Regions from separate parts of the Homo sapiens genome. Here all the other regions are linked to region 1. A link is an interaction called in ENCODE POLR2A ChIA-PET data of the cell type or tissue named here. Cell type or tissue: GM12878. All regions are shown on one strand.

Region 1 (4,000 bases):
CCATTTCTCAAAAAAATTTTAAAAAGCCAGGCACAATGGCTCATGCCTATGGTCTCAGCTACTCAAGGGGGTTGAGGTGGGAGGATCACTTGAGCCCAGGAGGTCAAGGCTGTAGTGACCCATAATTGTACCACTGCACTCCAGCCTGGGTGACAAGGTGAGACCTTATCTCAAAAAAAAAAAAAAAAAATCATTTCTTTGCACTATAAGCAATAGTGCTATAAAGTGAACTGCTGCCAAAAAAAAAAAAAAAAAGTTACAGTACTTCCTGCTGTGAATAGCCAATACCAGCTGTAAGCCAGGTTTTCGTAAAGTATCTTACCTTAATCCATACTGTCTCATTGGTAAAGCTGAATGGTATGGATGGATTGTCCGGTATATGCTTGTTTAGAATACTGAAATTAATGGACTCTTTGGCAATTCGGGGTGGAGTCCCAGTCTTCAACCTTCCCACCACAAACCCTAACTTCTCCAGTGTCTGAGCCAATCCTATAGAAGGCTGATCCCCTAAACGTCCTGCTGGATGCGTCTCCAATCCAATTACAATCATGCCTCTCAGAAATGTCCCAGTAGTCAGAATCACACTCTCTGCATATACTGTGCTTCCATCCACTAAATAACAAGAAAAAAGAATAAAGTCATTATCTATGTATCTATGTATTTATGTATCTATGTATCTATCTATCTATCTATCTATCTGAGATGAAGTCTCACTCTATCGCCAGGCTGGAGGGCAGTGGTGCAATGTCCGCTCACTGCAACCTCCGCCTCCCGGGTTCAAGCAATTCTCCTGCCTCAGCCTCCCGAGTAGCTGAGATTACAGGCATGCGCCACCACGCTCAGCTAGTTTTATATTTTTAGTAGAGATGGGGTTTCTCCATGTTGGTCAGGCTGGTCTCGAATTCCCGACCTCAGGTGATCCACCCACCTCTGCCTCCCAAAGCGCTGGGATTACTTACAGGCGTGAGCCACCGCGCCCGGCCTAAAGTCATTTTTTAAATTGTTACCATGGATCAAAATGGAATGTGACTATTTTACATTACAACTACAGAAAAACTATCAGTCTTTAAAAACTTGAGAATCTTTTTTAATATTTTTGTTTTTTCAAGACTTATCGACATATAACAGACATATAAAAAACTGTATATATTTAGAGTATGCAACATGGTGTTTTGATACAAGTATACCTTCTGTGATGATACCCATAATCAAGCTAATTAATATAACCATCACCTCACATAGTTACACGTTTTGTGTGGTGAGAACACTTATGATCTACTCCCTTAGCAAATTTCAAGTATATCATACATTATTATTAACTGCAGTTACCATACTGCTCACTAGATTGCTAGAACTTATTCAACTTACAGCTGAAAATGTATAACCTTTGAGCAGTATCTTCCCATTTCCCCTACCCCAGACAAAGAATTTTAAATGAGTAAGAAGGCTAATATGTTATCAATCTCAATCTAAGCAATCTAGGAGAGAGAATACAATGTGTTATCACCAATTCACATGTACCTAAAATCATATCAGCACTAAAAAGTTAGTCTCAATTAATTTAAAAAATTAATTAATTTTAGACTTCAGGATAAATATGGCATACAACCTCTCATTTCTTCTCCCTTCTAAAACTCAAAGAAAATTAAATAGGGGAATAAAAAAGGTATAAAACCAAAAGGACAAGTAATGAAAAAGAACCAGTCAGAAGATGAGAAATTTCAATGTATTTTTGAAAGATAGAAAGTGTTTGGAAGAATGGTAACTCATCTAGCAGAGGGGAGATAGCTATAACTTAAGTATTAATATCTGAAGAGAAGATATATCAATGAGAATGAACTAATTTGCCCTGCAAAGGCTCAGAAATTAGAGAACTGAGAATAAGAACTGAGGAGGAATGTAGAAATGAAACTTGGAACAGAAAATGAAAGAAACAGCTGAAATTTACACATTAAGGTTTTGTCCTCAGATAGCTCTACCTTACAGTAAAATGGAGGTTTATTCTTCAGGTAATGGGGACTTTTTGTTTAATGGGTACAGAATTTTAATTTGGGATGATGAAAAAGTTCAAGAGACCGTTGGTGGTGATGGGTGCACAACACTGTCAATGTACTTAATAGCACTGAATTGTACACTTAAAAATGGTTAAAATGGTACATTTTATGGTTTGTATATTTTACCACAAAAAAATTGTTATTGTTGGGCCTATAAAATATGGACAGGATCACAAAATAGCATTTAAAGATATTAAATTAAATCGGCCAGGCTCAGTGGCTCATGACTATAATATGAACACTTTGAGAGACTGGGGCAGGAAGATCACTGGAGCCCTGGGGTTCAAGACCAGTCCTGGCAACATAGTGAGACCCCCATCTCTACAAAAAAAAATAATAAATTAGCCAGGGGTGGTGACACATGCCTGTGGTCCCAGCTACACAGGAGGCTGAGGCAGGAAGATCACTTGGGTCCAGGTGGTCGAGGCTACAGCGAGCTGTGATCATGCCACTGCACTCCAGCCTAAGAAAGAGGGAGAGAACTTGTCTCAAAAATAAAAAAATAAACAATTTAAGGGTATAAACATAAATACTAATAAAAACAATATAACCATTAAATCTGGAAAATAAAGAAAGTCGGGGGAGAAAAGGAAATGAAAGTAAAACTAATTTAGTAATTGTTACTTGAGGGAAGTCAGTGAGCATATTATATTATATATAAAATCATAGCTTTTAAGGTAACCATCGGAACAAACCCACAAACTTAAAAAAAAAAAGCATGGCCTCCAAAAGCAAAGCAAACACAGATTAAGTTTTTTTTTTAAAAAAAGGTACAGAGGAACAGTGTGTATAATATGCTACGATTTTGTGAAAACAACAAAAAATACATATACATATGCATGAAGACATGTACATATGCCTAGGTAGAAAGACCACACAACAGATTAACAAAGCAAATGCTCCTGAGAAAGAAAACTGGCTGGTTGAGGGGACAAAGTGAAGGAGACAGACTATCTTTTTTTTTTCTATTGAGACAGACTCTTGCTCTCTCACCCAGGCTGGAGTGCAGTAGCAAGATCTCAGCTCACTGCAACCTCCATCTCCCAGGTTCAAGTGATTCTCCTGCCTTAGCCTCCTGAGTAGCTGGGACTACAGGCGTGAGCCATCATGCCTGGCTAATTTTTGTATTTTTAGTAGAGACGAGTTTCGCCATGTTGGCCAGACTGGTCTCAAACTCCCGACCTCAGGTGATCCACCTGCCTCGGCCTTCCAAAGTGCTGGGATTATAGGTGTGAGCCATAATCACATAATGCCCATAATGCCCAGCTAAGACAGACTATCTTTTCACTCTATATGCTTTTTGTAGCCTTTAAGTTGTTGGCCCTAAGTATGTATTTCCCAATCAAGAAAATTAATAAATCTATAATAAAAATGAAAATGGGAATTAAGATATGTATTTTAAAAGATGACACTCCTGGGCCACGCGCGGTGGCTCATGCCTGTAATCCCAGCACTTTGGGAGGCCGAGGTGGGCGGACCACAAGGTCAGGAGATCGAGAACATCCTGGCTAACACAGTGAAACCCCATCTCTACTAAAAATACAAAAAAGTAGCCGGGCATGGTGGCACGTGCCTGTAGTCCCAGCTACTCGAGAGGCTGAGGCAGGAGAATCGCTTGAACCTGGGGGGCAGAGGTTGCAGTAAGCCGAGATCACGCCATTGCACTCCAGCCTGGGCTACACAGTGAGACTCTGTCTCAAAAATAAATAAAAAGAAAAAATAAAAATAAATAAATAAATAAAATAAAATAAAAGATGACACTCCCTGGCACAGCCTCTCTTACCATTTTGTTCCCAGAACGCTAGTGGGTAGCCATATTACTCTCTTAGGTGGAAAACTGATTCTTCTGAGAACTAACAGACATTGATATTTGAGAATTCACCAAACCAAAAGGCTGGTTCAAATCTTTTCTTTTTTTTTGAGACGGAGTTTTGCTCGTTACCAGG
Region 2 (4,000 bases), 350 kb after region 1:
CACAGTGACAATGATAGGAAAAAAAATGTATCTCTTCTTCCTTTCCAGGCACCTGGGATTCTCCTTGCTGGTTCTGCCTCTGCCACTCTTCACATCATTAATACTGGGTTCCACCTGGCTCTGTTTTTCAGGGCTTTGCTCTCAAATCTAGGCACTTCCTGGTACTCATTAACACAGATCAAGAAATTTTTCTTTCACCTCGTATTCCCTCTAGGTTTAATTCTCTGCTGTAATCTGACGACTCATTCCATCTAAGTCATGGGAAACTGATAATAAATTATTTGGGGAATTTTTGGGAGGGTTGTCTTCTTCCTAAAAGATGGGGATGGGGCTCTTTGAGTCACTTGAGTAGACCTCAGCACTCAGTGGGCTGGAGATCTGGAGATGTCACAGAGAGGTGGTTTCATCTTGCCAAAAAAAAAGATTATATGTATAGGTATATATACCTATACATATAATGTATGTATGTGTATATGTATATGATATATATATGTGTGTGTGTGTATATATATATATATATATATATATATATATATATATATATATATCACTCCAAAAGAAGGACCCTAGTGAAGGGGAGTGTATCCTAGACTGCTGCCTGGACTTTTTACATTCAGAAAAAAAATTTCTTTCTTTCATTCTCTAGATTACCATATTTGAATACTTTGATAAGACTTCTGTCTGGGAAAACAACAGCAAGGACTAATCCAAGATCAGTTCCCCTCCTCCCCCACCTCCAAATGTTCCATGCCCTGCAGATTTTGAAAAAGCAGGGAGTGAGTTAGGGAAAGACACTTTGATACTAAGGGGCGAAATATCAATAAAATAGCAATCTTTGCAGGCAATCTTGTGAAAGGTCACTTTTAATCATCTTGTATTTGTTGATCGATTTTACTCACATGAGACACATTTAAAACACCTGGTAGGTATCAGATTTATAAACAAACATGTAGCAAGAGAGAAATCACAAACCTGCTTGATGCTTCCCCTTGTTCTTTCCTTCAGGTGCGTGCAGGCAGAAGAGAAATGATGATAAACCAGTGAATATATTTATAGCACTTGATAATGGCCAAATTGGAGATTGGGGAATCAAATACCTTAAGTAACTCTTTTCATGCAAGATCCACAAAAGCAGTGTTCTTTATAATAAATGTACTCAACTTGCTAACATATATTCTTTGTGATACAGACCAGAGATAGCACAACATTTACTTGGCAAAGCCAAGACTGCCCACATAGAATAAAAAACAATAGACTTTTCATTAGCCAAAGCTATCCATGGCTAAGAAAAAGTGGTTCTGATCTAACCAGAATTAGCAAGGGCTCTTAGAATGTTGCTAGTTACAACATAACTGTTCTCTGTGCATCTGGCAGACTTTGGTTTCTAAACCTGGATTCATTAATGAATTGTATCTCAGTCACTTGCTGAGGCAGATTTTTTTTTGTATCGTATAAAATCTAAATTTCCTTGGAGTAAATAAGGTACATAGAATATTTACCAAAACTCTTTTAGCCTATACTGTTGGGTGGCATTTGTAATAACTCATTTTAGCAAATGTAGGTCTAAGCACCATGGTGTAGGGTCTGTACTCTTTGCAAACGAGCTGTGTGCCTTTGGGCAGGCACCTTATTTGCTTGCAGGTTTTGGTTTTCTTATGAGTAAATCAAAGGCTTTAGGTTAGATAATCTCCAAATCCCCACTTCTTAAGGTACCACAAGGTGTTTTTGGAGCTTGATAATTCCCCATAGCCTCATAAAATTTCTGACTCATTCCCTAAATAGCATATTTACCTGTGTTTTGCCCTTTGCAGCTTCACTCTCTTTGAGGAGAAAATCAAGAAAAGTACTTGCTTCTATACATCCTTCTGTTATTAAAATAAAACTTTGAAATAGAATTGCTAAGACCTCTAGAGTGTATGTAAGAGACAAACCAGACCTGAAAAGAGAGAGTAAGGAACTGCTGGTTGTATCCCTGGCAGGTTTGAGTGTCCCTCCTCCCATTTCTCTCTGCCCTGCACAGCTGTTTCTTAGACCTCTCTTTCATCCTGTTTAGTGGAATCAAAGCATCCCACTATGTCTTTAAAACTGGGGAACAAGAGCATGGGGCTGGTGTTTTTTAATGATAACAGTAACATTGATGATGATGATGATGATATTGTTGATAAATTGATCTTCCCCCTGGCCACCTATTTGAAATTATAGCCTCTGATGCTCCCTAAATTCCTTCTTTATTTTACTTTTCTCCTTAGCACTTAATGCCATCTAACATATCCTATATTTATTTATTTATATTGTCTATCCCAACATCCCTTGAATACATACTTCCCAAGGCCAGAGATTCTAACTTTTTTTTTTTTTTTACTCCAACTGCTTCATTCTCAGTGCCTAGAACTATGCCTTGCACATCATAGGTGCTCAATGAGTAATTGTTGAATGCATACATGACTGAATAAATGATCTTTCCCATCAGAAGTTCTTAGGCTGAATGCTAAAGGAAAATACACAATGTAAATAAAATAGTAATTGTAGTCTGTTTCTTACTACAACACTCTCCATTCGGTAAGCCACTTAAATGTAAAAAGATCCCTCTAAGTCACTGAAAATTATTGTCACTTGATTAAAGCAAGTTTGCTTTGTAAAACAAAAGTTTGAACTTGGCTTCAGGGACTCTGTGAATACATTAAAATTGTAGGCAAAGTATTGATTTTCTCGTGCATTGATTATCTTTCTTGGGAAAGACCCCATAATTTCCATCACATTCTCAATGGTTTAACAAAAAACATCAACAAGGATTAAGAACCTCTGCATTTTGAAGCAATGAAGCATCACTGGAAGGGGAGAGATGTTAGGACATCTAGTTTCCCATGAACTTTACCAGTGACTGCTGTGTCATTCTGGACAAATAACTGTTCTTCATTCAATGGAGCTGAGCCCCATGGTTCATGAGTTTGCAGGAAAAGGAAAGTGAGGGAAAGGCACAGTAGGACATGAGGAACACAGGTGTTTGCATAAATCCTCCTCCACCTCCACCCCCACTTAAGACAGGGAAAATATCAGAGGAGTAGAAAGAACTTATGTGAATAAAATAATAGTTGATTTACTGGGGGAATTTGACTCATTATTAAACAGTTTTTCCAGGCTTTTAATGACTTTTAATCCAAAAACTGCAGTAAGTGGGAAGCCAAATAATCACATATGATAATAGACCACTCTCCTCTGTCACTTGAGAATTCTCTATCAGTTTTCCTACTCAGATTCCCTTTTTACATTTACCTAGCAAACTTCATGAAGACAAGAAATACAATTTCTATATAATTTTTATTTTTGGTTCATACTCCCAAGGAATAAATGGCACAGGAGTTAGGTTCTATTTTCGGTTTTTTAATATCAAAATGTTGAAAGGGTCTTAAACTCCATAAAAAGTTCAACTAAACTTCAAGATCTAAATGAAAAGAGGATTTTAATCCAAACATGCATTCAACAGCATCCATGCTTCTATCCATGCTAAGGTTCCATCCTCTCTGAAATCCCTGGAGTGCTATGAATATCTCTGTCCTAGGTGCTGACAAGAATTTTAGATACCACCCACCAGGAGGCATTTCCCATTAGAGCTTAGGAATCATCTTGCCCAACTCTTGTCCTTCTCTTTGTGGGTGGGAAAACTGAGGCCAAGGGCAGAACAGGGAAGTAATGTAGTTAATGATGGATCTGGTGCTTCCCAATGGTATGCATTCTGCTGCATCACAAACCTCCATTAAGACGGTACTGCCAGGGAATGTCATGGAGGTTTCCTCAGCTGATATCTCCCAAGATCAGTAAGAACAGGTGGTTTTTTGTGAGTCACAGTAGTTAGGTGTCCTGAATCCCATGAAGCCACTAGGATTAAGGTTTTGTTGGGCTATGAAGAAAAGCAGCTGGTGCTCTCAAATGTCGGATGAGCAATTTAATAACTTTTGAACAACCTGAGGAACTGACTACGCTAATCAAGCTGGGTGACTCA
Region 3 (4,000 bases), 820 kb after region 1:
CATCCACTTTGGTGGCCTTGTAAAGAAGAGAAGACACCATTAATACAGACAAAAGTGGTACTCTGCAGCTGAGAATCACCTGTGCCAATAAGGTTACTCTCAGATCTGTGCCAAATATCTGAGGGCAAATGGAAATTTAAAATACTATACAGATGTAAACTTTGGATGTATGGAATGTTCCTGAATATCTGCATCTTGGAAGACCCATATATAGATTCTTTCATTTTCATTCCATGCTGGTTCAGACTTTCATTAACTGCTAAACTATAACAATAAGTTCCCAGCCAGTTTCTCCAATTGCCATTTGTCTTCATTCCAGAATATACTATGCATTGGTGTCAAATCAGTCTTCTAAATTGCTGCTCCAGTAATGTTATTCCCCTACTCAAAATCCATTAATGGCTCTTCATTGCCTATTGAATCAATCCGAATTTCCTCATGATAGCACTCACAGTATGTCCCGACATATTCCTCTCTATCCAAATCTCCTATCAGTCTTCCACTTTTATGTCCCTTTTTCTTCAGTCAACAGGACAATAATTTCCTAGGAACACCACACACCAAGCTTGTCTCCATGTCTTTGCCCATGTTGTTCCTCATCCGGAGCCTGGCATTACTCTCATTTCTTACTCCCCGTTCCTCTCTAATTCCACTTTCTCTAGGAATTTCTTCTTGCTCTCTCTCAACCAGATGCTCTGTCTCTCCTTGGAATCTTCATAGCCATTTGGATGTCTCACTGTGATGGACAGATTCTCCTTTATATCATTTATATAACTGTCTCCTTAATTTGAAGACTGTGAGCTTGTGGTCTGTAGCACCTAACATAGTGCTAAAAAATGGGAAGTCAATACATATTTGCTGATTTGAACTGATCTAGCAGCATTTCAAGTATCCTTTGGTGACTAAGTTTTGTGTTATACAGATTATATGTCCATTACGATTTATTGTGGAGGATTTTTCTCTGTTTTTTTTTTTTCCATTTTGTTTGCACATAGCTACTGAAACAAGAATCCAAGGCTTGTTTTTTCTTTTCTGAGAGAAAGAAAGAAAAACAGAAAGAAAGAAAGAAAGAAAGAAAGAAAGAAAGAAAGAAAGAAAGAAAGAAAGAAAGAAAGAAAGAAAGACAGACAGACCTTGGCTATTAAACATGGAAACAAAAAGAAGGTAAGCAGTGTTTATTGGAAATATGTCTGGTTTACTACATGTTGTGCAGAAAATTACAGAACTAAGCATTTAAAAATGTTCAAGCATACTTAATTACAATTTAGTCAAAAGTACAGTTTTCTTTGTTCATTGAACAATTCCTTCAATACCTTTATTTTAATGAAAATAATATCACACTAGAATAAGTAGATGTATGTAATCATTTTCATGTGTAAATAGGTAAAAAGCCAAGAATAATCTATCTTTATCTTCATTTTCTGTTACTGAAACATATAAGAATGATCTTAAGCTCTAGAAAGCATTCAATTTATATAAAAGTGATTCTTCTGGAAATCACAATGTCTTAAAGTTGTCTTCTCCCCTCGTGCAGCACTCTCTTGATATGTCTTCAGCCTCTAGTCTTGTGTCATTGGGGACTTTTCTTTTCTCCTCTCCTATTTGTAATCACTAACCAACACTTCATGCCTAGTACATTGTTCCTTATTTCTAACTTTCACTCAGAAAACCGACTCACAAATTTATGTATTTCCATCCTTGGTTTACTGTACCTTGGTTACTGTACCAATGCACAGTATCTAGCACATAGTATCGGCCCACAGTAAATATCTCTTGGAAAACTAAATGAACAATGTTAAAGTTCTGGTCCAATTCATGAGATGACTACAGTCCATCTTCACTACAATTACTTTCTATCACTTTAAATCCAATATATTCCCAAACACAACTTAGTATCACCTCTTCATTCCCAAACCCCCAACACTCTTCCAGTTCCCTCCCCCAACTCCAGTTTCCTTCTATTCCAATTCTGATACCATATGGTCTCAAACACAATGATGTCATTTCTCTGTATTTCCCTTCTGTTTTCCCCTATCTAAAATGATGATCATTTCTATTTTTATGTTCCTATTGTCTTATTCTGGGTTATAGTCATAGCATGTACTCAATCACAGTATCAAGTATTCATTATGTGCTTACATTATGGTAGACACTAGGTTAAGTCCTGTACATAGGTATTATTTTTATTTATTTTCAAAGTAACTCAATGAGAAGATGCTATTATTTATATTTTACAGATGAGTAAACAGTTTTTCTAATATTTATTGAGTACAAAGATATGTAATTTGATATGAAACTATCTGATATCCAAATATGTATGTGTCCATAACAGAGTAAAATACATAATACCTTATCTTAATTTTTCTCCTAGAACAGTTTCTCTAATAAATATTTAAAAATAGTTGTCTTGAAAAATATTAAAATGTTACTTTACTTTGATAAATGAGTATCCTTAGCAAGAGAATTAACTATTTTTATATCCACATTTAACAACATGAATTAGTATTTAGCACACATTTGGACTGACAAAATAACATGCTATATTTGCAAAGATGTTATTCAGAGATTGGCATTCATGCAGTAATTTCAAATAAATATTTTTAATGAACGGTATAATGACCACAACTATACAATAATGTCATTGGTAAAAATCACCAAAATATAGTAAGAATTTTAAAAGGCATTTTTAGCTTCCTCTTTTGGGTATCAACCATTATCTTCTCTCTGAATAATACTGAAAGAAAATTTACATCTATGCAACAAATTTCACAATTAGAAATGGAGATAAAATTACATAAGCAGACACTAATGGAAAATCTATTAAAACAAAGGAGGATCTTTAAAGCCAAAACTTGAAGCACTCAGGAAAGAAAGAATCATTGAGTGTATCTAAGACAAGCAGTAAATGGCATGCTCCACTGATTCTGACAACCTGCAGGTTGATTATGAAACACCATCACAAAGGCTTCAAGACATGGAAAAATTCAGAAAATGTGGCAAGTGAAACATATTATAACGAAAATCCAAGGGAGAGGTCTCTTTTTTAAAAAAAAATGAAAGCCACTCTTATGGAATAAACAAACTATAGTAAGCAATTGCTACCATAATTCTTACAATCTCTGAATACCTGTGATTGTCTGTGAATAAATGGTACCAACTGAAATAGGGAATTCATCACAGAATGCTGTAAACAGCATTTGGGTGCACGGCTTTATATACGTATATATAAATTCACATAATCCTCAGTGTGATATAGTTCTAACCACTCTCATTTTCTAGATGGGAAAACTGGGGCCTGAAGTTTCCTTGTCTAAGATCATACTTAGAGCCTCTTGTGAGGCTGAATTGAACTCAGTCCTTTGACTAGGATTGGGTGTTCTTTCCTCACTAGCACAGTGCCTCTCCTCAGGGTTGAAACAGGATACAGGAATACAGCTCTTTTGACATTCACAAGTATGCCTTCTACCTCTCCAAAAGCCCACGAGAAATCCCACTGGCAACGGTGAGGAGAGAAAAAGGCTGTGATATGGATCAGAAAAAGTCTTACAGATCCAAGGATATTCAGGTTAGATAAGAAAGGGAACAGTACAAAGCCAGAGTGACCCCCAGTTCAATCCTGCTCAATTCTAGGGAATTACCACCAAGCAATTCTGGCTTTTTGTGGGAGAAGGAAAGGGGAGGGAGGAAAAAGAGGGAGGAGAAAAGGTAAAGAGGGAGGGGGAAAAACCAGGAGAAAAGAAGAGGGAGAGAAAAATGAGAGTGGGACTCAAAATTGGAGAGAATGATTCAGAGGAATTAATATCTCACTCTAAGGAAGCACATAATTAAAATTTCTTCATCTTCTGAAACATCTAACTAAAAAAGACACAGGCTAGAAAGCCTCTTTCTCTCACTTTTTTTTTTTTTTTTTGCTTCTGCCTCAAGCACTTTTAAAGTTGCCTACACATTACAGAATGTTTTGCTTGATTTCCTTTCAATGTCCCGGAGAATATTTGGAATG

The links. ChIA-PET counts read pairs that join two places held together with the same protein. Peaks named below come from ENCODE experiments on the same cell type or tissue, not always from the same donor. Only the 100,000 strongest peaks of a DNase experiment are listed, where the experiment ranks them.
Region 2: POLR2A ChIA-PET joins it to region 1 with 7 read pairs; 2 of 35 experiments call an interaction of 5 or more read pairs at or near these places.
Region 3: POLR2A ChIA-PET joins it to region 1 with 5 read pairs; 1 of 35 experiments calls an interaction of 5 or more read pairs at or near these places.

The regions. Positions count from the first base shown.
Region 1 is chr6:73,469,977-73,473,976 of GRCh38, reverse strand. MTO1 (mitochondrial tRNA translation optimization 1) reads right to left here. Exons shown (of 12, transcript NM_012123.4): 4 at 323-612. Among named protein-coding and RNA genes, the nearest start is that of MTO1, 10 kb to the right of the region's middle. RefSeq lists an enhancer at 1,746-1,815. In GM12878, no CTCF peak of the experiment used is centred here; a DNase peak (open chromatin) is centred at 1,888; H3K4me3 peaks cover 994 bases; H3K27ac peaks cover 2,270 bases.
Region 2 is chr6:73,121,485-73,125,484 of GRCh38, reverse strand. It overlaps KCNQ5 (potassium voltage-gated channel subfamily Q member 5), which reads right to left. Exons shown (of 14, transcript NM_019842.4): 9 at 973-999. Among named protein-coding and RNA genes, the nearest start is that of KCNQ5-AS1, 20 kb to the left of the region's middle. In GM12878, no CTCF peak of the experiment used is centred here; a DNase peak (open chromatin) is centred at 1,680.
Region 3 is chr6:72,652,151-72,656,150 of GRCh38, reverse strand. All of the region lies in intron 1 of KCNQ5 (potassium voltage-gated channel subfamily Q member 5), which reads right to left. All of the region lies in intron 2 of KCNQ5-IT1 (KCNQ5 intronic transcript 1), which reads right to left. Among named protein-coding and RNA genes, the nearest start is that of KCNQ5-IT1, 24 kb to the right of the region's middle. In GM12878, no CTCF peak of the experiment used is centred here; a DNase peak (open chromatin) is centred at 1,628; H3K4me3 peaks cover 405 bases; H3K27ac peaks cover 780 bases.